Linked DNA regions of Homo sapiens: region 2 is linked to region 1. The links are chromatin loops, found by intact Hi-C in ENCODE. Cell type or tissue: ascending aorta. All regions are shown on one strand. Links, peaks and the distances in the headings refer to the core of each region. The heading gives the core; the rest is flanking DNA. Region 1 holds the start of LOC105371791 (a long non-coding RNA gene). Region 2 has its middle 26 kb from the start of FZD2.

Region 1 (16,353 bases), core at 4,845-12,844:
AAGCTTTCCTTCCCTGCAGCTGGTGCCCCAAGGATCCCCGCCCCCCATCCCAGGCCCTTCCCTTAGAGAGAGCCTGCTGAGCCTGGAATGAGAAGAATCTGAACTACAAACAGACCTCCCAGAGGCACCCCCAACTCTTCTCTAACCACTTCTAGCCAGCAAAAGGCTGGCTTCCTGGAGTGGAGGCAGGACTGGGGTTTGGGCCTTGGAGAAGGGGCCTAGGTAGGGGCGGTGGGGGGATATTTTTTCCTGGAGAGAGAGGGGAGGGAAAGGTTGAGGTCAAGATAAGGACCAGGTCATACAAGAACCATTTTCCAGGCAGGGCACGGTGGCTCAGCACTTTGGGAGGCCAAGGTGAGCAGATCACTTGAGGCTAGGAGTTTGAGACCAGCCTGGCCAACATGGTGAAACCCCGTCTCTACTGAAAATACAAAATTAGCCAGGTGTGGTGACAGGTGCCTGTAGTTCCAGCTGTTTGGGAGGCTGAGGCACAAGAATCACTTGAACCCAGGAGGCAGAAGTTGCAGTGAGCCGAGATCATGCCACTGCACTCCAGCCTGGGCGACAGAGCGAGACTCCATCTAAAAAAAAAAAGAACCATTTTCCAAACCAAAAATCATCAGAACCAGCGAGAGTATACTTGCAGGGGCTATGAAATTGGGGGTGTGAAATTAAGCCTGCCCCAGAATGATCCAAGCTATGAGGTCTGTGCCCCAAGAGTGACAAGCAATTGCCCAAATCCAAATACAACCTAGGAAGACAGAAAGAAACTGTTGGCGCCCCTGCCCCCACCCCCACCCCCTTGGCCTCTCTCTCTTCCTGTCTGAAACATTCAGTTGAGGTGGCCTCCAGGGCACACGCTCTCCCAGCCCTGTCTGGGCTGCATAACTGAGTCTAAGAAACCTGTGAATGGGCTTTGGGGAGTTGAGGGCAGGGGTTGGAAGCAGAGGGAAGATGGAGACACCAGCCAAAAGGACAGATGGCACAGAGCCAGAGGAGCCCCTCATGCCTGCCACACTTCCCCAGACCCTGGCCTTCTGCCCACTGTCCCCCTAGCATCCCTCCTCTCACCTGGACCCAGTCTGGGGCTTTGATGTGAGTCAGCCAGGGCTGTCAGTGCCCAGGGATGCCAGGCAGTGTACCAGTGGGGGAACCCTGGGGAGGGGACCAGGGAGGAGAGGCTGCTGGAGCTGGAAGCCGCCTTAGGCACGATGACCTCTTTGCAGGGGCCTCTCTCTCCAGCTTGTATAACACAGCTCCTGCCAAGGGTGGTATAGAAAGGCACAGAGCCCACAGCGGGCTGGGGAAGGCGGCTGAAAAGGCAGCTTAAGGGCTTCCTGCTGGGTGAGATGGATTAGGGGCCTGTGAGGAGGGAGCCGGGCAGTGAGAAAGGCACCGGCCCAGCGCCAGAGCCCCTTGGCCAAGACCCTCTGGGAGCAGGAGGCCCTAGGTGTCTGGCAGGAGGCAGTCAGATCAGCATCCTCCACTTGGCCGAGGGGCTGGGAGGATGGGGATCCAGCCGGAGCGACACACAGGGATGGGGAGCTAGACCCCGGGGCCCCCAAAATAGAGGGGGGAAGGAACGGAGGAGACATTTCTCGATGAAGAAGTGGACTTCTAGCAGGAAAAGGGAGGAGGGAAAGAACTGACTTGCCCAGCGATTCTATCCGTGTCATCCCGCTGCCTCTCAGAGTGAAGGTGTCATCCCAGAGGTTTTCTGCTGGGAGGGGAGGGGACAACCCTTCCTATCCTCCAGCCAGCCCTCTGCTTCTCAAGGACCCCAGTGTGGAGCTGAGAGAAGGGGACCCACATGGTCCTAAAGTTTCCACACAAGCACTGATTTAGGAGAAGAGTGCAGGTGGCCACTAAGACAAGCTGTGCTATTGAGAAACCCTGGGTGATACCTTGGACGGTGACAGTCTCCGGCTGGTTTTGCTCTGGCCTTGGGCTCCATTTGTCTAGTCTGTGAGATGGGATCCCTGAGGCCACACCATGGAGTGGGATGAGCATTGGCAGAGGTGTCAGGGGATCTGACTTAAGCTCTTGGAATCTTGATTTTTTTCACCAAATATAGAAAAGAAGAGTCTGTTCCATTGATTAGATAGTGTATCATTAAGAGATGACATGTGGCCCAGCGTTGTGGCTCACGCCTGTAATCCCAGCATTTTGGGAGGCTGAGGCGGGTGGATCACTGATGGTCAGGAGTTTGAGACCAGCCTGGCCAACATGGTGAAAACCCGTCTCTACTAAAAATACAAAAATTAGCCAGGAGTGGTGGTGGGTGGTAGTCCTAGCTACTCAGGAGGCTGAGGCAAGAGAATCACTTGAACCCAGGAGACGGAGTTCGCAGTGAGCCGAGATCATGCCACTGCACTCCAGCCTGGGCGACAAAGTGAGATTCTGTCTCAAAAAGAAGAAAAAAGAGAAAGAGATGTCACGTGCATTGTGGAAATTGCAAAGTGTGATATGGACATGAGGTATCACTATCCCTGAAGTGCTTGTGTGTGTGTATCCATCCTTTTGATAGATGTTCCAGGGGAGGGGAGGGGACACACTGAGAACCAGGGACTGCCATACGGGATGCGTTGCATCTTTCCATATCTTCACAAGGATTTTGAGAGGATGATATTGTCCCCATTTTACAGATGAGAAAACTGAGGCTCAATAGCTGATATAATTTGCCCAAGTTTATAGAAGCTCATAAAAGGGGGCATCTGAATTAGAAAGCAAGATTCTTGGGTCTCTAACAGGTTATGTGGCCCCAGGGTCTGGAAGCATTATTCGTAGGTCCCTATGTTTAGAGCAAAGATTTCCCCAAAGGTATGAGTCCTTCTTCTCCCTCTAGTTAGGCTCAGTTAGGAACTAACTTGGATTCACAAAATCCATCTCCTCAGAGTACAAAGGTTAGGGAGGGTTTGCAAAGTGGGTGAGAAAGTCTGAAATGGGCCCAGATGACCAGATAAGATACATGGCCAATGGGGACATTCTCTAGAAGGGGATCCAGGGATGGGTACTTCAGCCTCAGGGCATCCGTGGATCAGAGCTGCCCCGTCTCCCATCTCAGCGGGGCCAGCCCCCTTCTTTGTGCTCTTTTTTTTCCCACAGTCCAGCAAGGGGGGTACTGGGATCCCAGGCCCACCCCCTCCTGCTGGGCAGCACCCCATCAACCCCCACATAAAAAGCTTGAGAGTGGAGAAGGAGGGGGGCATTCTCACTCTGAGGAGGCCTCGGCACCCTTCTCCCTTTCTGGGGAACAAGAAACTTGCTGATGGCTTGGGCCCCTTCCCCAGCCCCTGGCCCCAGCCCTGGCTCCCCCAGACAAAAAGCTGCTTTACATGAGAAGAGCGGGCTGGCCTGGCCTTACCCGGGCACTCAAAGAGGCGGTAGCCCCTGACAGCCGCAAGACTGCCCCTTCCCCCACGCCGAGGCCTCGTTTAGTTGCAATTAGCAATTCTTTGCATATCCCCCCACGGGGCTGAGAGGGACGCTCGCCCTCACCTCCCAAACCCAGCCTTCAACCTTCCGAAGCCTCCCAGCCGCGGCTCCCATCACTCTCCCCTCTCCTCCCTCCTCCCCAGTCTCCTCACTGCCCCACCCCCAGCTCGCAAACTAGCTCATCGGCTTCCTGAGTTCTCCAAAGAGGGAGGCACCCAGAGGGGCCAAACCTAGGGTGCTCAGGGTCAGGGTGGGGGTGACCCCCTCCTCGATCCACACTGCCCCTTCCCTCCTCCTTTCCCACTTGCCACCCCCTCTCCAAATCAGGCGTAGCTTTTGGATCACTGGGAGGGGAAAGATAGAGGGAAAAGACATTTTAAGAAAGAGACCTGGGGCTCACGCCTGTAATCCCAGCACTTGGGGAGGCCGAAGCGGGCGGATCATGAGGTCAGGAGTTCGAGACCAGCCTGGCCAACACGGTGAAACCCCGTCTCTACTAAAAATACAAAAATTAGCCAGGCATGGTGGCGCACACCTGTAATCCCAGCTACTTGGGAGGCTGAGGCAGGAGAATCGCTTGAACCTGGAAGGCAGAGGTTGTAATGAGCCGAGATCGTGCCACTGCACTCCAGCCTGGGCGACGGGGGAAACAAAACAAAACAAAACAAAACAAAAAACAAAACAAAAAAAGAAAGAAACAGATCTGAGGGTGAATTGGTGGTGCAGAGATTCGGGGTGCTTGAGAAGGGGAGGAGGCTCTGTCTCGGAGGGAGTCGGGGACTCACCTCTTCTCCCCAGGCTGGTGGGCCTCTCCTTCATTCAGAAGGGCTTCTCTGCAGGGCTGGGGACCTAGAGCCCTCTGATGCCACACCAGCCAGGCAGTGGTAGGGTGGTGCAGCTTTGGAAAATGACTAAGAGGAAATAGAACCCCAGAGCTCTTGTGTTTAGGCTCACACAAATCCACTCCTCAGTATTTGGTCCACCTGAGGCGGGCGTGGGGGTGGGGGTAGGGGAGGGGAGGGAGAGTCAGGAACGTCTTCAAGCCCTTGATCCACATTAATTTTCCCCAGGGCCCTCCCCTCCACTCCCCCAAGTCTCCCGTGGACTTTTCCTGACCCCACCAAGGGGAGCCCCCGGTACAGCGGGTGCTCTAGAGCTGGCAGAGAGCAGGGGACCAGCCAGGCCTGCACTCCCCACACCCGTAGGACCTTCCTTTCCCTGTGGACTGAGACCAAGCATCCCTGGGGGAGAAGACCCCTTCTTTCAGCAATTCCATCCTTTAATTCTGCCCTGGCCTTAAGTGGGGGTCTGTGGGGAGTGGGGTATGATGTGCAACAAACACTTGTGGTCTACCTGGTGGTTAAGGGGCAGAGCAAGGCAGAGGGACTAAGCCCCCTCCCCTAGGGTCATCTCAGCTCCAAGTGTGGCTTTTATGGAGGACTCAGGGATTCCTGGCTGGTATGCTGCTGGTGAGGGGCATCTCCTAGGGGTCTCTAGGATTTATGGAAGGAAGAGGGCAGGACTGATTTAGAGGCATAGCAGAGGCTCATGGTTGAGCTGAGATGGGCTGGGTTATTTGGGGTAGTCCTCTCCCCATTTTAAGTATTGTAGTGTACCCTGCACTAGGGGGTGGGCAGGCATGGCTTAGGTTTAAGAGATAAAGGAGAAAGATCTGGCTCCTTTTGAGAGGTGAAGCTAGCTGGACTTTCTGGGTGGAGTGGGGGCTTGGAGAATTTCTTGGCTAGCTAAAGGATTGTAAATGCACCAATCAGCACTCTGTAAAAACGCACCAATCAGTGCTCTGTGTCTAGCTACAGGATTGTGAATGCAGCAATCAGCACTCTGTAAAATAGACCAATCAGCACTCTGTAAAATGGACCAATCAGCAGGATGTGGGCAGGGACAAATAAAGGAATAAAAGCTGGCCACTCCCCCCATCCCCACCCCCACTCCCAGCCAGGAGACCCAACCCGCTTGGGTCCCCTTCCCTGCTTTGGAAGCTTTGTTCTTTCGCTTTTCCCAATAAATCTTGCTGCTGCTCACTCTTTGGGTCCATGCCATCTTGAAGAGCTGTGACACTCACTGCGAAGGTCCACGGCTTCATTCTTGAAGTCTGTGAGACCAAGAACCCAAGAAGCCTGTAAGACCAAGAACCCATGGGAAGGAACCAACTCCAGACACACTTTTAACAACCTGTGATGGGCTCTCAAAACTCACATCTTAGGCTGGCGTGGTGGCTCACGCCTGTAATCCCAGCACTTTGGGAGGCCGAGGCGGGTGGATCACGAGGTCAGGAGATCGAGACCATCCTGGCTAACATGGTGAAACCCCGACTCTACTAAAAATACAAAGAAATTAGCCGGGCATGGTGTTGGGCACCTGTAGTCCCAGCTACTCAGGAGGCTGAGGCAGGAGAATGGTATGAACCCGGGAGGCAGAGCTTGCAGTGAGCTGAGATCGCGCCACTGCACTCGAGGCTGGGCGACAGAGCGAGACTCCGTCTCAAAAAAAAAAAAAAAAACCTCACATCTTTGGAACCTGGCCTGACATCTCAGAACCAGGGAGAAAACTGCAGATTGACTCTCAAAGAAGGGGTTCATTGGAGGCCTCAGGTGTTTCTGGAGAAGTAATCACTCATGATTATTTCCTAGGGAATTTGCCTCCCTTTCCCTTCAGAAGTCCCCAGCCATTGTTTGGGAAGAAAAAGTGCCATTTGTTTTTCATTTTTTTGAATTTTTAATTTTTAAAATATTTATATTTCATTTAAAAAAATAGAGACGAGGTCTCACTATGTTGCCCAGACTGGCCTCGAACTCCTGAGCTCAAGCAATCCGCCTGCCTTGGCCTCCCAAAGTGCTAGGATTACAGGCGTGAACCACTGCACCCAGCCTAAAAGTGCCCTATAAATGAAAGAAGGGATGTAAGTTCCCAGCTGGAGGTGAGGGGGTGGAAGAGGTAACTAGGAAAGTGGGAACTGAGGTCCTAGCCGGTGGGAGAGAGGCGCCATCTCGGGCTTCCTCCTCCAAATCTATCCCTGAGGCTTTCAGTACAAGCCTGGATTCCAGTTCCTCACCAGCGCCGGGCGAGGCTGGGCTTCTGGACCCCTGGGACGCTGCCTCATTCAGCTTGCTGAGAAGCTCCGGGTCTCTGGACCTGTGAAGACCTCGTGGCCACCCAGCTGCCCTGGGAGGAAGGAATTGAATGGGGGTCAAGTGTTGGGAGGTCTGGACAGGAAGCAGTTGTGAGCCAAAGGCAGGAAATGCTCCTTAGGAGCTGTCCTCCCACAGCTAACCTCCTCTGAGAAGATTGTTCACCACCCTCCCCTCCAGAGCAAGGAAATGAGGACAGAGGGAGAATGAGCCAGGGGCCCTGCCACTCACTGCCACCTCCCATTCCTGCTCACCAATTTCTGTAGTCTGTCCAGGTCCAGACCCTCCCTAGCCTAAGGTGTCTGGAGCTCCATCTGGCTGACAGCCCCTCTGTCTGGCCCCACAGTCAAGGCCCTCACAGTTTGTGGTCAGCAGGCCTTGTCTCCCTCCACTCACCCAGGAGCACTGGGCACCCAGCCCCACTGCTGGCTGGCCTTGCCTCCCTGGCCTTTGCTGTTTTGGCCTTCGTGTTTCCCTCTGCTCTTCTCCCCAGGGCAGAGTCCCACAAATCTTTAGAAATACAGCTGGAACCTGGAATCCGCTGAGACAGCTTCCCTGAAACTCTCTCCCTCAGGAGTTCCCGCCTCTGAGGTTCCTACACCAAGTTGTTCTCACTTCTTAAAACACAGACCACATGTTCCCCTGCTTTAGAATATTCAAATGATCCTGTCTGTCTTCCACTGAGCTGAGAGTTCCCAGAGCAGCTCTGCCCCACAGAAATAAGATGGAAGTCACAGATGCCATTTAAAATGTTCTATCCAGCCTGGGCAACATAGTGAGATCTCACCTGTTAAAAACAAACAAAAACCTACATAAAAGTTAGCTGGGTACAGTGATGCATACCTGTAGTCCTAGTCCCAATGACTGAGGAGTCTGAGGCAGGAGGATAGATTGAGCCCAGGAGTTTGAGGCTACTGTGAGCTATGGGAAAATTAATTTTTTGAGACAGGGTCTCACTTTGTCACCCAAGCTGGAGTGGAGTGGTGTGAACACAGTTCACTGCAGCCTCAACCTCCTGGACTCAGGCGATCCTCCCCCGCCCTCAGTCCCCACAAGTAGCTGGGATTGCAGGTGTGTGCCACCATGCCCAGCTAATTTTTGTATTTTTTGTAGACACAGGGTTTCACCATGTTGCACCGGCTGGTCTCGAACTCCTGAGTTTAAGCGATCCGCCCGCTTGGCCTCCCGAAGTGTTGGGATTACAGGCATGAGCCATCGTGTCTGGCTAAAATTAATTTTAATAATATATCTTATTTAACCCAATAGATCCAAAATACTATCATTTCCACGTGTAATCAATATAAAAGTTGTTAATGCTATATTTTACATTTTTTTCAAAAAGTCCTTAGAATTCAGTGTGTATTTTGCACTTTCAGCACATCTCAACTTGGATTAGTCCTGTGCTCTACAGTCATGTGGCTGGTGGGTAGTATATTAGCACAGTTCTAGAGAACAGGGATGGAGCCCTGTGTCTATACTTACATTAAGTCCAGATAATGTCTTGTTTAAAAAGCCCAGTTGTTTGGCCAGGCATGGTGACTCACACCTGTAATCCCAGCACTTTGGTAAAAGGTGAAAGATTTATACGATCTGAAGAGAAACCAGACTATACTCCCAGCACTTTGGAAGGCCGAGGTGGGTGGATCAGCTGAGGTCAGAAGTTCGAGACCAGCCTGGCCAACATGGCAAAACCCCGTCTCTACTAAAAATACAAAAATTAGCTGGGGGTGGCTGGGCGCAGTGGCTTACGCCTGTAATCCCAGCACTTTGGGAGGCTGAGGCGGGCAGATCACCTGAGGTCAGGAGTTCGAGACCAGCCTGGCCAACACGGTGAAACCCTGTCTCTACTAAAAATACAAAAAAATTGCCAGGCATGTGGTGGGCACCTGCAGTCCCAGCTACTCAGGAGCCTGAGGCAGGAGAATCGCTGGAACCCGGGAGGCAGAGGTTGCAGTGCGCTGAGACTGCACCATTGCACTCCAGCCTAGGCAACAGAGTGAGGCTCTGTCTCAAAAAAAAAAAAAGCCCGATTGTTGGAATCAGACTGCTTGGGTTTGAACACTGGCTCAATCACTAGCTGTGTGACCTTAGACATGTCCCATAACCACTCTGTGCCTTAACTGTCTCCTCTGTAAAACAGGCCTAACAACTCTCATAGAATTGCTGTGAGGATTAGGTAAAGAACTTAGATCAATGCCTGGCATACAGTAGGTGCTCACTAAAGGTTGGCTGTCTTCATCTTTGCAGGATGCTAACCTTGGCCCAAAACAATCATTTATTTATTTATTTATTTATGACAGGGTCTCTCATTCTATCACCCAGGCTGAAGTGCAGTGGGACGATCTCAGCTCACGGCAACCTCCACCTCCTGGGCTCAAGAGGTCCTCCCACCTCAGCCTCCTTAATAGCTGAGACTATAGGCACATGCCACCATGCCTGGCTAATTTTTAAGTTGTCTGTAGAAAAGAGGGTCTCACCACATTGCCCAGGCTGGCCTGAAACTCTTGGGCTTAAGCCATCCTCCTGCCTCCCAAAGTGCTGGGATTACAGGCCTGAGCCACCATGCCAGGCCTCTTGCCCCAAACAATCGTTTGCTGGAAGATTAAATGAGAAAAATAGTGCTTTGCCCTCCAGCCGATTGAGGCAGAAGTGAGAGCTGGGTGGGGCCAGTGAGTTTTGTCTGGAGAAGTTGGAATAGGATGGAAGAGGCGCAGGCTGTGGGTGGCGGGAGGCTCTCTGTAGGGCGAGATGGAGGTTTACAGCTGGGCTGCCACGGAATTTGGAAACTAACATCAGCATAAGGCCTGGATGATTCATTGCTGCAGCGAAGCTTCTGGGGTTCAAAGAAGGAAGGTCTAGAGGGCTGGAGCCTGCAGAAAACGCTTCAAGGAGCAGCGTGAGGTTTGAAAAGCCAGCGAGCAGCGGGTGATGTGGAGCTCCAAGCTCATTGCTTGGAGAAAAGGGCTGGTTGGGACAAAGGGTCTGATTGGAGTCAGGCCCGCTGCCTCTGGCGGGTGGCCTCCCTCGCTAGCGGTAGGCCTCGCGGGAGAGGGGAGCATCTGAGGATTGCATTTTAGGGCCACAGCGCCCTCTGCTGGACATGGGGACCTGGGGCAGCAGCACGAGTGGGAGCAGGTGACAAAATGTGCGGGAAAAGGTCTGTGCCAGATAGGGTCCTTCCCATTCCCAAGCACCCCTAGGAGGATCACACGATTGGAATCCCTTAACAAGTATAGGAAGTTTATAGAAAATGAGCAAGTCTTGAAGTGTAGCCACCTATTGGTTCATCTTTATTTGCTCACAGTTGGTGTAGATGAACGTGTACTACATTGAGTTTATTTCATCTCGTAATCCTTTGGAGTTATAGGACTGTGGGTTAGAGGCAAATAATAATAACAGCTAATGCTTGTATAGCCCTATGATGTGCCAGGTGCAATTTTATATTATTTTACAGATGAGGAAACTGAGGCACAGAGAAATTTAAATCACCAGCATAACATGACATAGCTGACATAGAAGAGCCAGTATGACTGCAGAGTGTGTACACAAAACCACCACTTCCTACTATTTCTCTGAAATAATCAAGGCCATTTTCCCCTTTACATGAGGTATGGTAAGTCCTGGGTGCTCCATGAATCTAGACCTTCCTAGTTCTGTTCCTGATTCTCAGACCGCTGCTAATTTTTTTTTTTTTTTTTGAGACAGGGTCTTGCTTGATTGCCCAGGCTGAAGTGAAGTGGCATTATCTTGGCTCACTGCACCCTTGACCTCCCTGGCTCAAGCAATCCTCCTGCCTTAGCCACTCGAGTAGCTACAGGCGTGTGCCACCATGCCTGGCTAATTTGTGTATTTTTTTAGGGACAGGGTTTTGCCATGCTGTTCAGGCAGGTCTCGAACTCCTGAGCTCAAGCAATCTGCCTGCCTCAGCCTCCCAAAGTGCTGAGATTACAGGCATGAGCCACAGCTCCTGGCTTAAAGAATTTTTTTTTTTTTTAAGTCAGGGCTGGCTGGGCGCAGTGGCTCACGCCTGTAATTCCAACACTTTGGGAGGCCAAGGCGGGCAGATCACTTGAGGTCAGGAGTTCGAAACCAGCCTGGCCAACATGGTGAAACCCCGTCTCTACTAAAAATACAAAAAAATTCGCTGGGCGTGGTGGCATGTGCTTGTAATCCCAGCTACTCAGGAAGCCAAGGAAGGAGAACTGCTGGAACCTGGAAGGCTGAGGTTGCAGTGAGCCAAGATCGCACCACTGCACTCCAGCCTGGGTGACAGAGCAAGCCTCCATCTCAAAAAAAAAGTCAGGGTTGACATTTATTGGTTTGTCATGCATGTCGGGGAGAAAAAGCCATCTCTTTTCTTCACCCATCACAAGGTTCATAGCTGACACCACTATAATAAAAGACAGATTAACAAAATAAAAGCATAACAAATTTACTTAACCAAAGTCTTATGTGATATAGGAGGCTTCAGAAATGAAGACCAAAGACCTAGGGAAAATAGTATATTTTTATGCTGAGTCTGAAGAAAGAAATGGATAGCTGTGGAAAAACATGATTAGAGGAAAAGGGGTATGATCTGATGGAAATAAACTGGGAGAGAACTCAGGAAGACCTATCTTTTCAGGTTCTTTTTTTTTTTTTTCCCGAGACGGAGTCTTGCTCTGTCACCCAGGCTGGAGTGCAGTGGCGTGATCTCGGCTCACTGCAACCTCCACCTCCCGGGTTGAAGCAATTCTCTTGCCTCAGCCTCCTGAGTAGCTGGGATTACAAGCACCCGCCACCACACCCAGCTAATTTCTGTATTTTAAGTAGAGACGGGGTTTTACCATGATGCCCAGGCTGGTCTTCAACTCCTGACCTCATGATCTGCCCACCTCAGCCTCCCAAAGTGCTGGGATTACAGGCATGAGCCACCGTGCCCAGCTTTTCAGGTTCTTTTTGTGTGCGTGTGCCTCTATATGACTTTCCTTCAACCTCCTCCCCCACCATTCCCCAGGTATGGTGCAGAACATCTGTCGCATGTGGGTCTTATGACCTAATTTCAGAGGAGATAGGTCAGAGAATTATTTTATAGATAGTGCTCACACAGAAAGGCCAGAGAAGGTCAGTGTGACCTCTGGAGGCTGAGGTGGGAGGATCGCTTGGACCTAGAAGAGTGATCGCCAAGGTACCATGTTTTGGGGTACTGTGTCCTGCACCCTGTCAGGAACTAGATATGTGGCATGCACTGTGCCGAGCACACTGTTGGATTGTCTCACTTAAGCCCAAGAATGGCCCTGTGAGACGACTATTATTATTTTCCTTCTTTGACTAATGGAGAAGTGTCCAGGCATGGCTTAGCTGGGTTCTCCACCCAAGGACTTGTGAGGCTGCATTCAAGGTGTTGGCTAGACCATGGTCTCATCTGGAGCTTTGACTGGAAAATGTGCTTCCAAATTCATTCAAGTTGTTGGCAGAATTCATTTCCTCATGGGTACAGGACCAAGGGTTCCAGCTTCTTGCTGGGTGTTAACTGAAAGTGAATCCTTTCCACGTGGGCTTTCCCAAGGTATCAGTCGGGGTCCTTCAGAGAAACAGTAGGATGCAAACATACAAACACAGCAAGACATTTATTCCAAGGAACTGGCTTATGCAACTGTAGGGGCCCGCAAGTCTGAAATCCACAGGAGACTGGCAGACTGGAAACTCTCAGGCAGGAGCTGATGCTGGAGTCTTGTGGCAGAACTTCCTCTTCCCTTTCTTAGGGAAGCTTTAGTTTTGTTCTTTAGTCCTTTCAACTGATTGGATGAGGCCCATCCCCGTAGTCGAGAATAATCTTTTTTTTTTTTTTTTTTTGAGACAGAGTCTCGTTCTGTTACCCAGGCTGGAATGCATTGGTGTGATCACGGCTCACTGCAGCCTTGACCTCCTGGGCTTAATTGATCCTCCTGCCTCAGCCTCCTGAGTAGCTGGGACTACAGGTGCACACCACCACATTTAGCTAACTTTTGTATTTTTTGCAGAGATGAGGTTTTGCCGTGTTGCCCAGGCTGGTCTTGAACTCCTGCGCTCAAGGCATCCTCCCACCTCGGCTCCCAGCTGAGATTACAAGTGTGAGCCACTGCACCCAGCCTGTTGAAAATAATCTTTATTTATGGTCAACTGATTGTGGCTATTAACCACATCTATAAAATACCATCACAGCAACACCTAGATTAGTGTTTGATAGAATAATTGGGACCTACAGCCTAGCCAGGTTGATGCATGAAACTAACCATCACACCCAACCTGGCTGCTCGCTTCACTAAGCCAGCAAGGAGAGTCTCTAGAGTGAGTTGGCCAGCAAGGAGTCTTATAAAATGTAATGAAATCGAGTGACATCTCATCCCTTTTGCCATATTCTATTGGTTAGAAGCAAGTCATGGAGCCAGGCACAGTGGCGGCATGTGCCTATAATCCCAGTTACTTGGGAGGCGGAGACAGGAGGACCGCTTGAACTCAGGAGTTCAGGAGTTCAAGACTAGCCTGGGCAAAATAGTGAGACCCCCCATCTCTTTTTAACAAAAAAAAAAAAAAAAAAGCAGCAAGTCATGGGTCCCACCCACAATCAAGGGAGGGGATTTCATGATGGTGGTGAATGCCAGAAGGTAGAAACATCTGTCCACCACAGAAGCTAAGGTTCAGGGAGCTTAGGAAGAGGCCTAGGGTCACGGTGGTGGTAAAACCGGTGGCCTGTTAATGGCCCTGCTGGAAGAGGCCCCTGTCCTGTTCCCTGCTGGTTGCACTTCCTTATGCTGACTCAGGTGTGTGCTGAGGTTCCTGGCTCTCTCCCACACTCCTTAGACAACTCAGCCTTTCCTAGGTTCCACTGTCACAGATAGGTGAGGTTTAAAGTTCGCTTACTTCCTTTACTTACCTTCCTCTTGGATCCTAGAACACTAACTTCATTACATCATTTATGTTGTACATTCTTTTTTTAACCTCACTGGACACCATTACTACTGTTTATGTAGTCAGTACTTGTTTAGATTCATCTACATATCTGTACTCTTCATTTCTTTTTAAAATTATTATTATGGTTATTATTATTTTGAGACGGAGTCTCACTCTGTCACCAGGCTGGAGTGCAGTGGCGCAATCTTAGCTCACTGCAACCTCTGCCTCCCAGGTTCAAGTGATTCTCCTGCCTCAGCCTCCCGAGTAACTTGGACTACAGGTGTGCGCCACCAGGCCCAGCTAATTTTTGTATTTTTAGTAGAGATGGAGTTTCACCATGTTGGCCAGGATGGTCTCAATCTCTTGACCTCATGATCCCCCCGCCTTGGCCTCCCAAAGTGCTGGGATTACAGGTGTGACCACCATGCCCGGCCTTAAAATTATTTTTTTTATTGTGATGTAATTCACCATTTTAGGCTGGGCATGGTGGCTTACACCTGTAATCCCAGCACGGAGAGGCCAAGGTGGGAGGATTACTTGAGATCAGGAGTTCGAGACCAGCCTGGCCAACAAAGTGAAACCTTGTCTCTACTAAAAATACAAAAAAAAAAAAAAAAAATTAGCTGGGCATAGTGGTGGACACCTGTAATCCCAGTGTGTCTGGAATTGGTGGGTTCTTGGTCTCACTGACTTCAAGAATGAAGCCGCGGACCCTCACGGTGAGTGTTACAGCTCTTAAGGTGGCACGTCTGGAGTTTGTTCCTTCTGATGTTCGGATGTGTTAGGAGTTTCTTCCTTCTGGTGGGTTTGTGGTCTCGCTGGCTCAGGAGTGAAGCTGCAGACCTTCCCGGTGAGTGTTACAGCTCTTAAGGCAGCGCGTCTGGGTTGTTCGTTCCTCCCGGTGGGCTCGTGGTCTCGCTGGCTTCAGGAGTGAAGCTGCAGACCTTTGCAGTGAGTGTTACAGCTCATAAAAGCAGTGTGGACCCAAAGAGTGAGCAGTAGCAAGATTTATTGCAAAAATCAAAAGAACAAAGCTTCCACAGTGTGGAACAGGACCCAAGTGGGTTGCCACTCTTGGCTCGGGCAGCCTGCTTTTATTCTCTTATCTGGCCCCACCCATGTCCTGCTGATTGGTAGAGCTGAGTGGTCTGTTTTGACAGGGCACTGATTGGTGCGTTTACAATCCCTGAGCTAGATACAAAGGTTCTCCACGTCCCTATCAGATTAGTTAGATACGGAGTATGACACAAAGGTTCTCCAAGGCCCCACCAGAGCAGCTAGATACAGAGTGTCAACTGGTGCACTCACAAACCCTGAGCTAGACACAGGGTGCTGATTGGTGTGCTTACAAACCTTGAGCTAGATACAGAGTGCCGATTGGTGTATTTACAATCCCTGAGCTAGACGTAAAGATTCTCCACGTCCCCACCAGACTCAGGAGCCCAGCTAGCTTCACCCAGTGGATCCTGCACCGGGGCTGCAGGTGGAGCTGCCTGCCAGTCCCGCGCCGTGCGCTCCCACTCGTCAGCCCTTGGGTGGTCGATGGGACTGGGCATGGTGGAGCAGGGAGTGGCACTCGTCGGGGAGGCTCGGGCGCACAGGAGCCCATGGAGGGGGTGGGAGGCTCAGACATGGTGGGCTGCAGGTCCCGAGCCCTGCCCCGCGGGAAGGCAGCTAAGGCCGGGTGAGAAATCGAGCCCAGGGCCGGTGAGCTGGCACTGCTTGGGGACCAAGTACAGCCTCCGTAGCCGCTGGCCCGGGTGCTAAACCCCTCATTGCCCCGGGCCGGCAGGGCCGGCAGGGCCGGCCGGCTGCTCCGAGTGCAGGGCCCACCAAGCCCACGCCCACCCGGACATCCAGCTGGCCTGCAAGCACGGCACCCAGCCCCGGTTCCCGCTCGCGCCTCTCCCTCCACACCTCCCTGCAAGCTGAGGGAACTGGCTCTGGCCTTGGCCAGCCCAGAAAGGGGCTCCCACAGTGCAGCGGTGGGCTGAAGGGCTCCTCAAGTGCCGCCAAAGTGGGAGCCCAGGCAGAGGAGGCGCCGAGAGCAAGCGAGGGCTGTGAGGACGGCCAGCACGCTGTCACCTCTCACCAGCTACTTGGGAGGCTGATGCAGTAGAATTGCTTGAACCCAGAGGCAGAGCTTGCATTGAGCTGAGATCACACCACTGTACTCCAGCCTGGGCAACAGAGCAAGACTCCATCTCAAAATAATAATAATAATAATAATAATAATAATAATAATATTCACCATTTGAAGTGTACGATTCAGTGGCTTTTAGTATATTGACAAGGTTGTACAACCATTACCACTATCTAATTCCGTAACATTTTTATCACTCTCAAAAGAAATCCTGTACCTATTATTTGCCATTCCTCCCTCCTCCCCCCCTCTCTGGCAACCACAAGTGTACCTTCTGTTTCTGTGGATTTGCCTACTCTGGACATTTCACATAAATGGAACATGTAATATGTGGCCTTTTGTGTCTGGATTCTTTCACTTAATATAATGTTTTCAAAGTCCATCCATGTCATAACATGTATCAACACTTCATTCCTCTTTATGGCTGTATAATATTCCGTTGTATGGATATACCACATTTTGTTTATCCATTCATCTGTTGATGGACATTGAGTTGCTTCCACTTTTTGGCTATTATGAATCATACTGCCATGAACATTTGTGTACAAATCCTCATCCCTTCTTGCATCTCAGACCTTCCATCTGGGATCCCTTTCCTTCTGCCTGAATTGCATCCTTTAGAATTTTTTTCATGAGGCACTTCAGTGAGGCTGATAGCAAACTGTTTTAGTTTTTACTTGTTTGAAAATTCAGTCTTGGCTGGGTGTGGTG
Region 2 (16,353 bases), core at 4,661-12,660, 48 kb before region 1:
ATGTTATCTCCCCGAAGGCCATCTGCCTTCCTTCCTTTTTAAAAAAAAATCTTAATTATTGTATTACATTTAATCACCAAGTCGTGAGTAATAAGATCCTGAAAGGACTGGTGGGGACTCTCCAAGCCAGACTGAATCTCACAAAGGAAAAAAAATTAAACAAAACAAGGGAGCCACTCACAGAGCCCCAGACACACACTTACATACTTTCTCACACATACACATACACGCGGAGTCTTAAACACTAAAGATGTACAAGGAGCACAGGTACCAAACACACATGCACACACTAGACACAATACACAAACACACATGAACACACTAGACACAATACACACAAACACATGCACACAGTAGACACGATACACACAAACACACATGCACACACTAGACACAATACACAAACACACATGAACACACTAGACACAATACAAACACACATGAACACTAGACACAATACACACACTAGACACAATACAAACACATGTGAACACACTAGACACAATACACACAAACACATGCACACACTAGACACAATACACACAAACACACATGCACACACTAGACACAATACACAAACACATGCACACACTAGACACAATACATACAAACACACATGAACACACTAGACACAATACACACACATGCACACTAGACACAATACACACACATGCACACACTAGACAATACACAAACACACATGAACACACTAGACACAATACACACACACTAGACAATACAAACACGTGAACACACTAGACACAATACACACAAACACATGCACACACTAGACACAATACACAAACACACATGAACACACTAGACACAATACACACAAACACACATGCACACTAGACACAATACAAACACACATGAACACACTAGACACAATACAAACACACATGCACACACTAGACACCATACAAACACACATGCACACACTAGACATAATACATACAAACACACATGCACACACTAGACATAATACAAACACACATGCACACACTAGACATAATACATACACACATGCACACACTAGACACGGTATACACAAACACACATGCACACACTAGACAATACACAAACACACATGAACACACTAGACACAGTACACACACACATGCACACACTAGACAATACACAAACACACATGAACACACTAGACACAACATATACAAACACATGCACACACTAGACACAATACACAAACACACATGAACACACTAGACACAATACATACAAACACACATGCACACACTAGACACAATACACACACATGCACACACTAGACACAATACACAAACACACATGAACACACTAGACACAATACATACAAACGCACATGCACACACTAGACACAATACACACATGAACACACTAGATACAATACACACAAACACACATGCACACACTAGACACAATACACTATTTCCAATACAAGTATCTGCACACACACACAGATACACATATAGCTAATAAAAAACCCCAACCAAGCAGTGTGCACTCACACACACGAACTTACAGGAGGCCTGACGACTGTATTTCAAACTTCACCTCCCAACCCAAGTCCAAAATCTGTCTCCAATTATCTGGCCCGTGTTGAGAGCAACAGGAAATCCAGAGCTGCCTCTGTCTTCTGCGGGAGATGGCGGGATTTCAGTCATCTCTCCATCGTAGAAAAACAAAAGCCTTCTGGCCTTGCCTCCCTCTCCCTGCCTCTAAGTCAGCTGGGGCTAGGAGGGTGTGGGTGGGAGGGGTAGGCAGGATAGGGGAAGAGAGGTGTCAAACCAAGCCTAGGAACAGCATGAGGAGCCTGGGAAGCCTGAGTCCTGAGCATGAGTCTTTCCGCCTTCCCTCAGAACACTGAACAGGGCACTTGTGTGGGTCAAGGATGGGGCAGACAGTGGGGACTTGGAGACTCAGTAATGACTCTAGACACCAGCCTCATAAGTGACCAAGCAGCATAGCAGAATAACCACTAGACTTACGTTCAGAAGACCTGGGCTTGGCCCCAAATCAGTGAGCCAGCTGCCAGTGATTTCATTTCTTAGAACCTCACTTAGAAAATGGGGGTGATCATAGCCACCCGCCCTACAGGGTGGTTGTGAGTGGTAAGTGACTTGTGCTTGTGTAGCTGGGAAAAATGACCACACCAACGTCATTATTAGCTATGAGATGGTGTCCCAGCCTGTGTGCAAGTGGCCGCTCTCCCCTCAAAGGAGGTAGTTCTCATTGCTTCTCCAGATGCCCTTGGCTAATCCCAAAGAAGAGAAAATACTGCTTCAAGAAACCTGGGTGAGTGGCCAGGTGCAGGGGCTCATGCCTGTAATCCCAGCACCTTGAGAGGCTAAGGCAGAAGAATTGCTTGAGACCAGCAGTTCAAGGCCAGCCTGGACAACATAACAAGACCCTGTCTCTACACTTTTTTTTTTTTAAATAAAGGATCCTGGGACTTCCGTTATTCAGAATGGTTCAAAACTTGCTTCTGGACAGTCATGCCACAATGCTGATTATTCTCTGTAGCACCGGCATTTTGAAGGATTTGCAATTGTGACCATATTGCTCTGTCAGTCTTCCATTGCTTTAGTCTAAGTTCCTCCACCAGACTGGGGGTTCCCAGAGACCAAACTGTCTCCCCCGCACATTACAGTCAGGTCCTTGCATCCTCCAAGAATGCAAGGAGACCAGAACTGTCTAACGTGCTAGAATTTAGAGGGTAATAATTCAGCAGCCCCTCCCTGTGCCTTCAGAGTGGGACATTCTTATTTGCATTTCAGACTTCTACCGACACCCAAAATATAGGGAATCCAAAGAAGAAAAAGGAGTAAGACGGAAAAGGAAAACTCTTCCCCCTCCCCACCCACCCTTCTTGTATTGTGAAAGATTTGATGGGCTGATATGGTTGATGGGAAACAGGAGAATGCTGGGTGCCGTGGCTGATGCCTGTAATCCCAGTATTTTGGGAGGCCGAGGTGGGAGGATTGCTTGAACCCAGGAGTTCAAGACCAGCCTGGGCAACATGGCGAGACCCCATCTCTACAAAATTGAAAAAATAATTAGCTAGGCATCGTGGCGTGTACCTGTGGTTCTAGCTACTTGAGAGGCTGAGGTGGGAAGATCGCTTGAGCCTAGGAGGTCAAGGCTACAGTGAGCTGTCTTCACACCACTCCACTCCAGCCTGGGCAATAGGGCAAGACCGTGTCTCAAAATATGAATAAAAATAAAGTCTGGGCGCGGCGGCTCACGCCTGTAATCTCAGCACTTTGAGAGGCCGAGGCAGGTGTTCGTGACTAGCCTGAGGTCAGGAGTTTGTGACTAGCCTGGCCAACATTGGCAAAACCCGGTCTCTACTAAAAATACAAAAAATCAGCCAGGCTTGATGGCAGATACCTGTAATCCCAGCTACTTGGGAGGCTGAGGCAGGAGAACTGCTTGAACCCGAGAGGCAAAGGTTGAAGTGAGCCAAGATTGCACCATTGTACTCCAGACAGAGTGAGACTCTGTCTCAATAAATAAATAATATATAATAAAATAAAATAAAAACAGTAGAATGATGGAGAGAAACCTGAGAGGGAAGGAGGAGAGGGGAATGAGGAGAGAGTGATGTGAGTGCCTCAAGGTCGAGGAACAGCCTTCAGCAAAGGAAGAAAATAACCCCAGAGCTTGGGTTTGGGTCCCCACCGTGGGTCAGCAGAGGACAGGGTCCTGGACAGGGTCAGGAGCTCCGATGGCTCCTGCTTCTCTCTTGGAAAGCACAAACGGGGCAAGTTTTTTTCTCCCTGCAGGCTCCCAACACATAACCTTTTAACATGTGGGATTTTCCATGTGGGGTGAAGGGGAGGAAACAGTCCAGCTCTGGAATTAAGAGGCCCCCGCTCTGCCTGCCCAACCTGGAGCTCAGAGGGTTGCATGATCTGAGTGGCCCTCCTGGGAAGGCCAAGCAGAGAGGTTGAGCTTTCCAGACTGCAGAGAGTGAGTCACAGTCTAACAATGTTATCTGTCAAGTGCTGCAGCTCCCTGGCTGGTCATGCCCATGGCCTCTCTCAGCCTGGATTCTCATTGGGTGTCCTCAATCTCACAAATGTGGAGGTCACACTGGTGCCTTTCTGTGCACTCCCCACCGGCCCCAGATCCAGTTATTTTTTTCAGCATAGGCAATCTCATGGGGAACCCAGCTAAAGCGATGGGTCAGAGGTGCAAAATGCTGGAAATATGGGGCAACTTTTAAGCCCAGAACTCTTAGGGAGTTAAGAATCAGGGCTGGGTGCAGTGGCTCACGCCTGTAATCCCAGCACTTTGGGAGGCTGAGGTGGGCGGAACACGAGGTCAAGAGATCGAGACCATCCTGGCTAACATGGTGAAACCCCACCTCTACTAAAAATACAAAAATTAGCTGGGTGTGGTGGCAGGCGCCTGTAGTTCCAGCTACTCAGGAGGCTGAGGCAGGAGAATCGCTTGAACCAGGGAGGTGGAGGTTGCAGTAAGCCGAGATTGGACAACTACACTCCAGCCTGGCGACAGAGTGAGACTCTGTCTCAAAAAAAAAAAAAAAAAAAAAAAAGAATCAGGGCAGGAAGACACCAAAGGAAAAGGAACCAAGGAGGTCTGTGTGGCAAAGAAGGCTGGATTGGTATGGCATTCAACACAAGAGGCTAAAGGCCGGGCACAGTGGCTCACACCTGTAATCTCAGCACTTTGGGAGGCCGAGGTGAGCAGATCACGAGGTCAAGAGATCAAGATCGTCCTGGCCAACGTGATGAAACGCGGTCTCTACTAAAAATACAAAAATTAGCTGGGCATGGTGGTGTGCGTCTGTAGTCCCAGCTACTTGGGAAGTCGAGGCAGGAGAATGGCGTGAACCCGGGAGGCGGAGGTTGCAGTGAGCCGAGATCGCAGCACTGCACTCCAGCCTGGCGACAGAGCGAGACTTCGTCTCAAATATATATATATAATTTGTGGCCAGGCAGGGTGGCTCATGCCTGTAATCCCAGCACTTTGGGAGGCCGAGGCAGGAGGATCACCTGAGGTCAGGAGTTTGAGACCAGCCTGGCCAACATGGTAAAACCCCCTCTCTAGTAAAAATACAAAAAAGTTAGCCAGGCGGGGTGGTGCGTGCCAGTAGCCCCAGCTACTTCGGAGGCTGAGGCAGGAGAATCGCTTGAACCCAGGAGGCGGAGGTTGCAGTAACCAAGATAGTGCTGCTGCACTCCAGCCTGGGAGACAGAGCAAGGCTCTGTCTAAAAATAATAATAATAATTTGCACAACACTCTCACATACATTTTCTCTTTTGATGCTCAGAAAAGCCCATGTAGAAGGTAAAGAAAATATAACTATTTTCTATTTTTAGGCTGAGGGGGATTAAGGACCTTGGTCAAGGGCATCTGCTATGGAACGAATGGTGGAGTAAGAACTAGGACTCAGGTATTCTAACTCCAAGGTCCCACTCTTTGCTCTGCAGAAGGTGCCAGAAGCAAGCCCTGGAGAAGGGCCAGGTTGTCTTCCTCCAGCCTCGCCAGTGCATACATCACCACCTAATACCACACAGGTCATTAGCAGAGAGGTGACCATGCCTATCTGCACACGCAAGAGACCAGGGCCACAGAAGAGATGGCTTTTGATTTCTCCCTTTTCTGGCGCATTCATTCCAAGAACTCAAAGTGAACAAATGTTCCGGCCAGACACGTAACCATGGTACCTACCTCAGGAAAAGAGCAAACGGGACAGTTTCATCCCAAGCCTAGAACACAGGTCCCCATTGATCTCTGTGGTGTTTGTGTCGGCTGGGGGATGGGACATAGGGTGGGGTTCAGGGCTGACCTCATCTCCTGACTTTAGAGGGGAGGCTGTGAGTTAAAAGGAGAGCCCTCATAGGGAAGGACTTGAAGGGGTGGCAGCAGCGGTTGCAGTGACAGGTTCCAAACTCTTCCCATTTCTCATACTCAAAGCAGAAAGAGGAGGTGGCAGCAGGGGAGGAGTCTCCAATTTCAGAGTGACTCAGATCAGACGATTGGCTGATACTGATCAGCGGTAGACAGTGCATAGATGACAGACACCTGTTTGGCTCTCCAGCGCTCACTGGGGTGGGGCAGGAACGAGGATGCAAGATAGAGGGGACTTGAGACATGAGAGGTGGAGAAACGAAGCCTGAGTGGGAGCCAGGCCAGGAAAGATCATCCCCTGAGACGTGGGATGAGCAGGCAGCTGTGGGCCAGTTACCTTTGAGAAAGACCCTGAAGGATATGGGAAATTTATATATATATATATATATATATATATATATATATATATATAATTTTTATTTTTTAGACAGAGTCTTGCTCTGTCTCCCAGGCTGAAGTGCAGTGGGGAAATCTCGGCTGACTATAACCTCCGCCTCCTGGGTTCAAGCGATTCTCCTGCCTCAGCCTCCTGAGTAGCTGGGATTATAGGCTTCCACCACCATGCCCGGCTAATTTTTGTATTTTTAGTAGAGACAGGGTTTCACCATGTTGGCCAGGCTGGTCTTGAACTCCTGACCTCAAAGTGATCCATCTGCCTCAGCCTCCCACAGTGCTGGGATTATAGGCGTGAGCCACCATGCCCGGCCTATATTTTTCTTAAAAAGAAAAACCTCATTATTCTTACTTTCTAAACAAAGCATGGCTGGGAAAAGAGAGAGAGAGGAGGGCATCCGCCATGGCAGAGGAGCAGGGGTACATGTTCTGGGCAGAGAAAGGACGACTGGGGCGAAGGCGCAGGGTGGGAACGTGGGCACACGGGGAAACACTGAGTCAGTCTGGAGCGTGAGGTAGTGGAAAAAGGGACTGGGAATGTAGACCAGAGCCATATCACGGAGGCCCTTAAATTCCAAGCTAAGGAATTTGCACTTCATTTAGTAGGCCACGGGGAACCTCTACAAGTGACTGGATTAAAAGCGCGCTTTAGGAGGAAAATTTCAGGCTGTGGATGAACTGCAGGTCTCATTACATTAGTTAAGCTGCCAAAGAAAGATGTGGGCTCCTTCAGGTTGCCGTTCTTGGGAACTGGAACCGGGAAGAGAGTCATTCAAAGTTCCCAGGTGTTGATTCTGCCCTTATTCTGAGGAGGCCTCAATAAGGTGTGAGCCTCAGGTTGATCACAGGTTTATGAAGCAGGCAGGTGAGCAAGCAGTTACTCTGCCTGGTGGGCCAGGACTCCCTCCTGTCAAGGTGAAGTGCTCTGCACTGCAAAGAAACCTGCAAAGGTTTCCCACACAGAAGGGAACAGGAACCCTAGCTTTTTCTTGGTCTTACTTTAATCTAAAAGCGCTGCTAGCAAACACATTTTATGTTTAGCTGGCACCTAATCTGAGGAAGTTTCAACCTGCCAGTCATGAAGCAAACAACATCCGCTGAACACAGCCAAGTGTCCAGCTACCTGCTCTTTGTCCACCATCCTGACACCACAGAGGGGTTAGGATGAGAAGACCGAAGCACTGAGTGGCCCACTGGACTGAGTGACTCTGGGAAGCCCTTGGACTCAGGGGTAACTCTGACCACAAGACAAATGTGCCTGGGCCAGGTGCAGTGGCTCACACCCATAATCCCAACACCTTGGGAGGCCAAGGTAGGAGGATGGCTTGAGCCCAGGAGGTCGAGGTTGCATGAGCTATGATTGTGGCACTGCATTCCAACCTAGGTGAGAGAGTGAGACCCTGTCTCTAGAAAAACAAACAAACAAACAAACAAAAAAAACCTGTGCCCCATCCCTCAGCTTTGCTTAATTGGGTTGCAGAAATTATTATTGAGAAACAAAGAAAAGGTAAAAACAAGAACAAACAGACAAAAACAAAAAACAAAAAAAAACACATTCTCCTCACTCCTAACCCTCTACAAGAGGTCAAGTGAGGTCACCCCTCCTTGACTTGCTGAGGATGGCCAAGCCATGAAAATGGCTTCCTAACGGATGCAACAAGGCAAGACAGTACAGGGCAGGCAGGAAATGACACAGTGAGTTGGACCAGGGACAGATGGAGGAGTTTACCCCAACACAGTGCCTGGAGGTACCTGCTAATTATTTATGCATTGTATTAATGAATCTCAGAAATCAGGAAGCACTTATTATAAGAGAAATGCAATCAAATCTGCAGTGAGGGCTGGGTGCAGTGGCTCACGCCTGTAATCCCAGCACTTTGGGAGGCTGAGGCGGGCGGATCATGAGGTCAGGAGATCGAGACCATCCTGGCTAACACTGTGAAACCCCGTCTCTACTAAAAATACCAAAAAAATTAGCCAGGCGTGGTGGTGGGTGCCTGTAGTCCCAGCTACCAGGAGGCTAAGGCAGGAGAATGGCATGAACCCGGGAGGCGGAGCTTGCAGTGAGCCAACATCGCGCCACTGCACTCCAGCCTGGGCGACAGAGCAAGACTCTGTCTCAGAAAACAAACAAACAAACAAACAAAAAACAACTGCAGTGAGAAACCATCTTTTACCTATAGGATAGGCAAAGATCAGAAAGCTTGATAAAATTCTGAGTTGGTGAGGGTGTAGGAAACAGACTTGTGTGCCCCCCGATTGCAGCTGTAAATGGGTAGCTTCTGTGCAAGGTGATTTAGCAGTATTGATCAACATTACAAATGCATGCCATTTCAGGTAAGCAGGTTCACTTCTGGGGATCTATCCTGCAGAAATGCACACGTGCAAAGCGATTTAGGGAGAAATGTATTTATTGCAGCTTTGCTTGTAACTGTACAGGATTAGAAAATAGAGGGCTGGTAAAATTGATTATAGTTAACCTATTCAATTAAATATTATGAATTATGATATGGATTAATCTGCAAGATAAATTACTTTGAAAAAGCTAGGGGAAGAATAGTGTGTATAGTACGATATCATTTGTGTGAGGCATAAAAAATAATATGTGCATGTTTGTATGCTAACATTGACGTGGAAAACAATATATACTTGCTTATATAAGCATAAACTGTCTCTAGAATGAAACACTACAAAACTTCCTCAGCTTGCTCCAGGAAGGGGAACTGCACAGCTGGGAGGCAGGTACATTGCATATTCATTTGTACCTTTTAAATTTTATACTACGTACAAGCGGTACTTGCTAAAAAAACATCTGCAGTGGCTCACACCTGTAATCTCAGCACTTTGGGAGGCTGAGGCAGGCAGATTGCTTGAGCTCAGGAGTTTGAGCCCATCCTGGGCAACCTGGCGAGACCCCACCTCTACAAAAAGTAAAAAATTAGCCCAGCATGGTGGCACATACCTGTCTGTAGTCTCAGCTACTTGGGAGGCTGAGGTGGGAGGATCACCTGAGCCGAGGAGTTTGAGGATGCAGCGAGCTGTGATCGCACCACTGCATTCCAGCCTGGGCGACGTAGCGAGACCCTGTCTAATAATAATAATAATAATCAGCAGCAGCAAGTGCCATGGAGATTCCTCCAACAGGGTGCCCGCCTGGCAGTGCCTGTGTGTTCATCTACAGCACCCCCTGCTGCTGTTTGTGAGCATGCGCTGTGCAGGGCTCGGGGGGAGGTGACAGGGTGGGGGATTTTTTTTTAAGACAGAATTTCACTCTTGTTGCCCAAGCTGGAGTGCAATGGCTTGATCTCGGCTCACTGCAAACTTGGCCACCTGGGTTCAAGTGATTCTCCTGCCTCAGTCTCCCGAGTAGCTGGAATTACAGATATGAGCCACCATGCCCGGCTAATTTTGTATTTTCAGTAGAGACGGGGTTTCTCCATGTTGCTCAGGCTGGTCTTGAACTTCTGACCTCAGGTGATCCGCCCACCTCGGCCTCCCAAAGTGCTGGGATTACAGGCGTGAGCCACCGCGCCTGGCCAGGGTGGTGGATTCTTTCAGGGAACACTGCATCCTCTTTAAAGAAACGCAGAGAGAAAAAAACAGTGTATGATGCTGGAGCTGCAAGAGCCTTGGAAAGGACAGGATGAGCTGGGTGCCCTGGTGTGCACCTGTAGTCCCAGCGCTTTGGAGGATAGAGGCAGAAGGACTGCTTGAGCCCAGGAGTTCGAGGCTGCAGTTAGCTATGATCGACACTGCACTCCAGCCTGAGCGACTGAGTGAGACACTGTCTCAAAAAAGGAAAAGAAAAATGAAAGGACAGAAAGTATTGTTTGGCGTCTGAGATCCCAGGCATAGCAGAAGGGGCAGTGGGAACGGATGGTCCTGGATTTGAGTACTGAATCTGTCTTTGTCAGCTGTGAGCCCTTGGACACATGACCCTTCTAATAAGTCTCAGTTCTTGCCCCATAAATTGGGCTAATAATGCCTTCCCTTAGGGTTGTTGTGAAGATCAAATAGGGCACAGAATGTGAACAGTGCTTTAGAATTAGAAAAGTGCTATAAAAATGCTAGGGGATTATTTTTAACTAGCCCCCCTCATTTTATGAGGTAATAAGAGGAAGTATAGGGCAGTGGTTAAGACAGGGACTCTGGAGCCCAGAACTGCCAGAATTTGAAACCCAGCTTCACTGCCGTCAGGGGTGATCCAGGGTGAATTACTTAATTTGGAGACCTCTGTTTTTCACCTGTGAAATAGGGTTAATAATAACATTTTCATAGGGTTGTTGTGAGGATTAAGTGAATAAATATATATAAAGCACTTGGCATCGTGTGTGGCACACAGTAGATGCTGTGTAAGCATCTGCTATGACTGACTTTTCATCATACATGCAATGCTAATGTACCTTACGTACCTTACATAGGGACTTGATAGGTGTTAACAAGCAGTACCATTTTACATGTGAGGAAATTCAGGCCAGGAGAGGGGACATAACTTGCCCAAACGCCCACCCCAAAGAACTCTAGGCACCTCCTAGACTTAAGTGCTGTAGTTTAGAGGGCATTCCCAGGTAGGGGTGTTATTTCTTAATTGAGCTCAGGAGTTCGAGTCCATCCTAGGCAACATGGAGAGACCCCATCTCTACAAAAAGTAAAAAATTACCCTGGCTTGGTGGCACATGACTGTCTGTAGTCCCAGCTACTTGGGAGGCTGAGGCAGGAGGATCGCTTGAGCCCAGGAGTTTGAGGATGCAGTGAGCTGTGATCGCACCACTGCATTCCAGCCTGGGCGACAGAGCAAGACTCCCTCTCATCATCATCATCATCATCATCATCATCATCATAAGCAGCAGAAGCAGATAATGCTATGGAGATTCCTCCAACAGGGCACAACCTGAATTAACAACTTGAATTAAAGCAGGGATAGATGGAGAACAGAGGAAGGGGGACCATGAGGAAGAGAAGCTTTGGAAGAAAGAGAGGACGGGGTTTGTGGGGAGACAGATGGGTATCCTGCTTCAGGCTCTATGAGAACTTAGCAAACAGATGTGGCACTAATAGGAAACTGAATTAGAATAACAGGAAATGAGAATTAGGGTTGCAGGACCCTGGAAGAACTTTAGGGTACAGAATCAAGGATAGGAGATTTTCAGCTAAGCTCTTGTGGGGGGTGCAGAGGTGGGTAAGAATTGAGAACACGATGAAAATTATTCATCTGCCCTATGAATAACTATTCCCCCAAAAAGGCAACATGGTATAATGGAAAGAGCACTAACAAGTATTTATTGAGTATCTACTATGTACCAGGCTATAAACCAGAGAGTTAAAAGGCTACTGTTTGTTAACTGGGTGCCCTTAAGCAAATGACTAAATCGCTGAAGCTCCGTTTTCACAACAGGCATAGCAATACTTACCTGGCAGGATTATCATAAAAAATGAAGTTAGGTGATAATTAACATGGAGGCCAAGCACAGTGCCTGGCATCCCGTTGGCACTCACACACATTAGATGCATCTAAGTTGAATATCTCTACGTAGGGCACTGAGCCAGGTACTAGGAGGAATACGAGAAGCTGTGAGATGGGAAGCCTCTTGCCAAAGGTGTTTGGGATCTAGTTAAAGAAACAGGACAGACGCATGAAAGATTTAAACAAACAGAAAACAGTTACCATAGTACATTCCACAAACTGGAAATGAGAAGCTAAAGAGTTTGAGGCGTGGGCATTCATCAGGGGCTGGGCTGAAGGGGGCTCCGGGGCTCCCTGAAGACATGACCTTGAGGGACCTACTGAGGTTGAGAAGAATGAGGTGCAGGGCAGGCAGAGGAGTAGAGGAAATGTGCTGGCCCTGAAAGCAGTGAGCAGGAACAAGGGTTTACTGAACGCTTTGGTCAGTTACCTGCCAGGGGCTTTCCAGGACCTATTCCTACTGGATCCTCACAGCAACTTGTGAGACACTTATCTCTATCCCCATTTCATAAGTGAGAAATGTTGAGAATCAGAGAGGCTAAATAACTCACTAAAAGTTTGGGAGACTGAGGCAAGACAATTCCTTGAGGCCAGGAATTTGAGGCCAGACTGGGCAACACAGCAAGACCCCATCTCTAAAAATAAATAAATAGCTAGTGTGGTGGCGAGCACCTGTAGTCCTAGCTACTCAGGTGGCTGAGGCGTTCAAGGTTACACTGAACTATGAGCTCACTACTACACTCCAGCCTGGGTGACCGGGAAAGACTCTGTCTCTTAAAAATAAAGCAAAACAAGGCTGGGCACGGTGGCTCACACCTGTAATCCCAGCACTTTGGGAAGCTGAGGTGGCCAGATCACCTGAGGCCAAGAGTTCAAGACCAGCCTGGCCAACATGGTGAAACCCCGTTTCTACTAAAAATACAAAAATTAGCCGGGCGTGGTAGCGCATGACTGTAATCTCAGCTACTCGGGAGGCTGAGGCACAAGAATCACTTGAACCCAGCAGGCAGTGCTTGCAGTGAGCTGAGATGGCACCACTGCTCTCCAGCCTGGGCGACAGAGCGAGACTCCATCTCAAAAAAAAAAAGGGGGGGGGGTACAAAACAAAACTGGATTTGCGAAAGCCATAAGGAAGAAACTAAAGATCCTGTGAAGTATTACTAAAGCAAGACAGGTGCTGAGGCTGGGTGCGGTGGCTCACATCTGTAATCCCAGCACTTTGGGAGGCCGAAGTGGGTGGATCACCTGAGGTTAGGAGATCAAGACTATCCTGGCCAACATGGTGAAACTCCATCTGGTGCTGAGATGGGGCTAGAGAGGTAACACAGTCTGCCATTCAGACTCTCATACACCAAAATTAAGAACTTTGGATTTGATCCTAAATACAATGGGAAACTACCGAACAGTTAAAGCAGGGGATCCAACTGATGTTGGGGAAAGAGCATTCTGGGCTGTTGTGTGGAACAGGATTGAAGTGGCCAAGAGCAGAGAGAGAACCAAATTCCAGTTATCTCAGAAGATTGGTGGTGGCTTGGACTGGGGTGGCAGTGGAGACAGACAGAAGTACATGAAAGTCTATTTTAGGAATAGAAGTGTGAGATGTGGCTGAATTGGGTATGAGGAGAGTTAAGAGTGTTTGAAGACAACGCTGACTCTGAGATCAGGAAATGCCACTTCTGAGATTGAAAAGATTGAAGGAGGAAGCAATTTGAGGCAGGAGGGAGTAGATCAGGGGCTTAGTTCATGTGGCAAAGAGAAGACTGTAATGTAAATTTACCCTGAGAATACTCAACCCTGCTAGAAAAGATAAGTGTGTAGTTTGGAAAACATGGGTGAAACATTTTAAGATGTTTCAACAAAATGTTTTTTAGACATAGGCAGAACGGTGTGTTAAATAGTTAGCAAGTAGAGCATCTGTGTGTTAAACATAGAAAGGACCAAGAGATGCCTAACATTCATGAGGCACCTGGGTACTAAACAGCCATGCTATACTAAATGCACAAAAGGTACTAAAGATTCCTAATATCCTAAACATGCGTAAGACATACAAAGCACTAAATACACCAAAGGCACTAATATTCAGGAGACACCAAATATGTATGAGCACTCAATATTCATGAGATTTTGTTTTGTTTTTTTTGAGATGGAGTTTCGCTCTTTTTGTCCAGGCTGGAGTGCAATGGCACGATCTCGGCTCACCGCAACCTCCGCCTCCTGGGTTCAAGCGATTCTCCTGCCTCAGCCTCCTGAGTACAGGCATGTGCCACCACCCTGGCTAATTTTGTATTTTTAGTAGAGACGGGGTTTCTCCATTTTGGTCAGGCTGGTCTTGAACTCCCGACCTCAGGTGATCCACCCACCTCGGCCTCCCAAAGTGCTGGGATTACAGGTGTGAGCCACCGTGCCCGGATGTGTGTGTGTGTGTTTTTTTTTTTTTAGATGGAGTTTCACTGTCACCCAGGCTGGGGTACGGTGGCACAATGGCACGATTTTGGCTCACTGCAACCTCCGCCTACCAGGTTCAAGCGATTCCCCTGCCTCAGCCTCTGGAGTAGCTGGGATTACAGGTGACTGCCACCACACCCAGCTAATTTTTTTGTATTTTTAGTAGAGACGGGGTTTTGCCGTATTAGCCAGAATGGTCTCGATCTCCTGACCTCGTGATCCGCCTGCCTCAGCTTCCCAAAGTGCTGGGATTACAGGCATGAGCCACCATGCCTGGCCTGTTTTTGTTTTTATTTTTGTTTTGAGACAGTCTTTTTCTGTCGCTCAGGCTAGAGTGTAGTGGCGCAATCATGACTCACTGCAACCTCTGCCTCCCAGGCTTAAGTGATCCTCCCACTTCAGCCTCCCAAGTAGCTGTGACTACAGGCACGCGCCACCAGGCCCAGCTAATTTTTGTATTTTTAGTAGAGGTGGGGTTTCGCCATGTTGCCCAAGCTGGTCTCAAACTCTTGGGCTCAAGCAATCTGCCTGCTCCGCCTCCCAAAGTGCTGGGATTACAGGTATGAGCCACCGCACCTGGCCCGTGAGGTTTTTTAAAAAATAAGTTTGATTTTAATTGACACATAATAATTGTACATATTTATGGGGTACAGTGTGATGTTTTGATACATATACACATTGTGTAACCATCAAATCAGGGTAATTAGCATATCCATCACCTCTCATAAGGTTTTTTTTTTTTTTTTTTGAGGCAGGGTCTGGCTCTGTTTCCCAAGCTGAAGTGCAGTGGTGTGATCTCAGCTCACTGCAACCTCTGCCTTCCAGGCCATCCTCCCACCTCAGCCTCCTGAGTAACTAGGATTACAGGCATGCACCATCACTCTTGGCTAAATTTTTTTTGTATTTTTAGTAGAGATGGGGTTTTGCTGTGTTGTCCATGCTGGTCTCGTGAACTCAAAGCAATCTGCCTGCCTTGGCCTCCCAAAGTGCTGGAATTACAGGTGTGAGCCACAGCGCCTGGCCCCTCTCATGAGGTTTTTTTTTTTTTTTTAATTTCCAACTTCTGAGTTTAGGGGTATGTATGCAGGATGTGCAGGTTTGTTACATAGGTAAACGTGTGCCATGGTGGTTTGCTGTGCAGATCATCCCTTCACCTAGGTATTAAGCACAGCATCCCTGAGCTATTCTTCCTGATGCTCTCCCTCCTCCCACACGAGGTTTTAATTCAATCTATTGGTGACATTTATTCTGGCCCATGTGCCCTCTGCTCAAGATATACAAATATAATCGTGGCTGCTCATCAAACTAATTAGCAAGCTACAGCTACGCCCCTGCAAACTTGACTTCCTCTGTCTGAAAAAGCAAGTGTGTCATTGGACCAGGACATCTATCTGTGGGTACCCCTGCTTAAATGTCAACGCTGGCCCTTGTAACATCCTCATCAGGGAAGGAGATGCAATAGAAAAAGATACAAAACAGATGAACCTGTGCACCCTAGATTCAGGTAGTATGGTCCTTCCACCTAGCTTGCACCCTACCCTAACTTGGTTAAATAGCCCCATCCCTTTTCCCTTGCATCTTGCTCTGTGTTTTAAGTTGATTTAATAAACCATGTGATTCGAGCATTTTAGCTTTGTCTAGGAGCCTTTCTGTTGTGTGACCTCAGAGATAGCTCTGTGGTCATGAACTTGGAGGCTACTATTGCAGCAAGATAATTTCCCACATGACAGAAGTCATGGGTGTATTTTTTTTTTTTTTTTGGCAAGTGAGGTAGCATGTTTAAAGTGGTGTTTTGGCAAGATTATGTGGCAGCTGTGTGTGGCATGGATTGAAGCAGAGAAGGCTGAAGGCAGAACTAAGACGAGTGCTGGCTAGAATCTCTGAGATCCTAAACCAGTGTAGGAGCACTAGAAATAAAAGAATGGGGTGTATTTTAAGAGACATTTTTAAAGGAAACATCAGTAGGATTTGGTGATTTACTGGAACTAAGAAAGAGCAAATGGGCCGGGCGCAGTGGCTCACGCCTGTAATCCTAACACTTGCAAGGCAGGCGGATCATTTGAAGTCAGGAGTTCAAGACCAGCCTGGCCAACATGGTGAAACCCTGTCTCTGCTAAAAATACAAAAATTAGCTGGGTGTGGTGGTACACACCTGTAGTCCCAGCTACTCG

The links. A loop is a pair of places that touch in the nucleus more often than their neighbours do. Peaks named below come from ENCODE experiments on the same cell type or tissue, not always from the same donor. Only the 100,000 strongest peaks of a DNase experiment are listed, where the experiment ranks them.
Region 2: a loop joins it to region 1, with 2.0 times the contacts of the local background. A loop is called at or near these places in 5 of 110 quality-filtered maps.

The regions. Positions count from the first base shown.
Region 1 is chr17:44,527,020-44,543,372 of GRCh38, reverse strand. LOC105371791 (a long non-coding RNA gene) reads right to left here and starts at 7,133. Exons shown (of 3, transcript XR_934779.2): 1 at 6,981-7,133; 2 at 6,509-6,618; 3 at 5,516-5,548. RefSeq lists enhancers at 2,615-3,609, 8,951-9,454, 9,455-9,959. In ascending aorta, for the core only: a CTCF peak has its summit at 9,676 (motif pointing left); a DNase peak (open chromatin) is centred at 9,672; H3K4me3 peaks cover 643 bases; H3K27ac peaks cover 1,704 bases.
Region 2 is chr17:44,575,158-44,591,510 of GRCh38, reverse strand. No RefSeq gene overlaps it. Among named protein-coding and RNA genes, the nearest start is that of FZD2, 26 kb to the right of the region's middle. RefSeq lists an enhancer at 3,653-4,218. In ascending aorta, for the core only: a CTCF peak has its summit at 9,463 (motif pointing left); a DNase peak (open chromatin) is centred at 6,760; H3K27ac peaks cover 3,007 bases.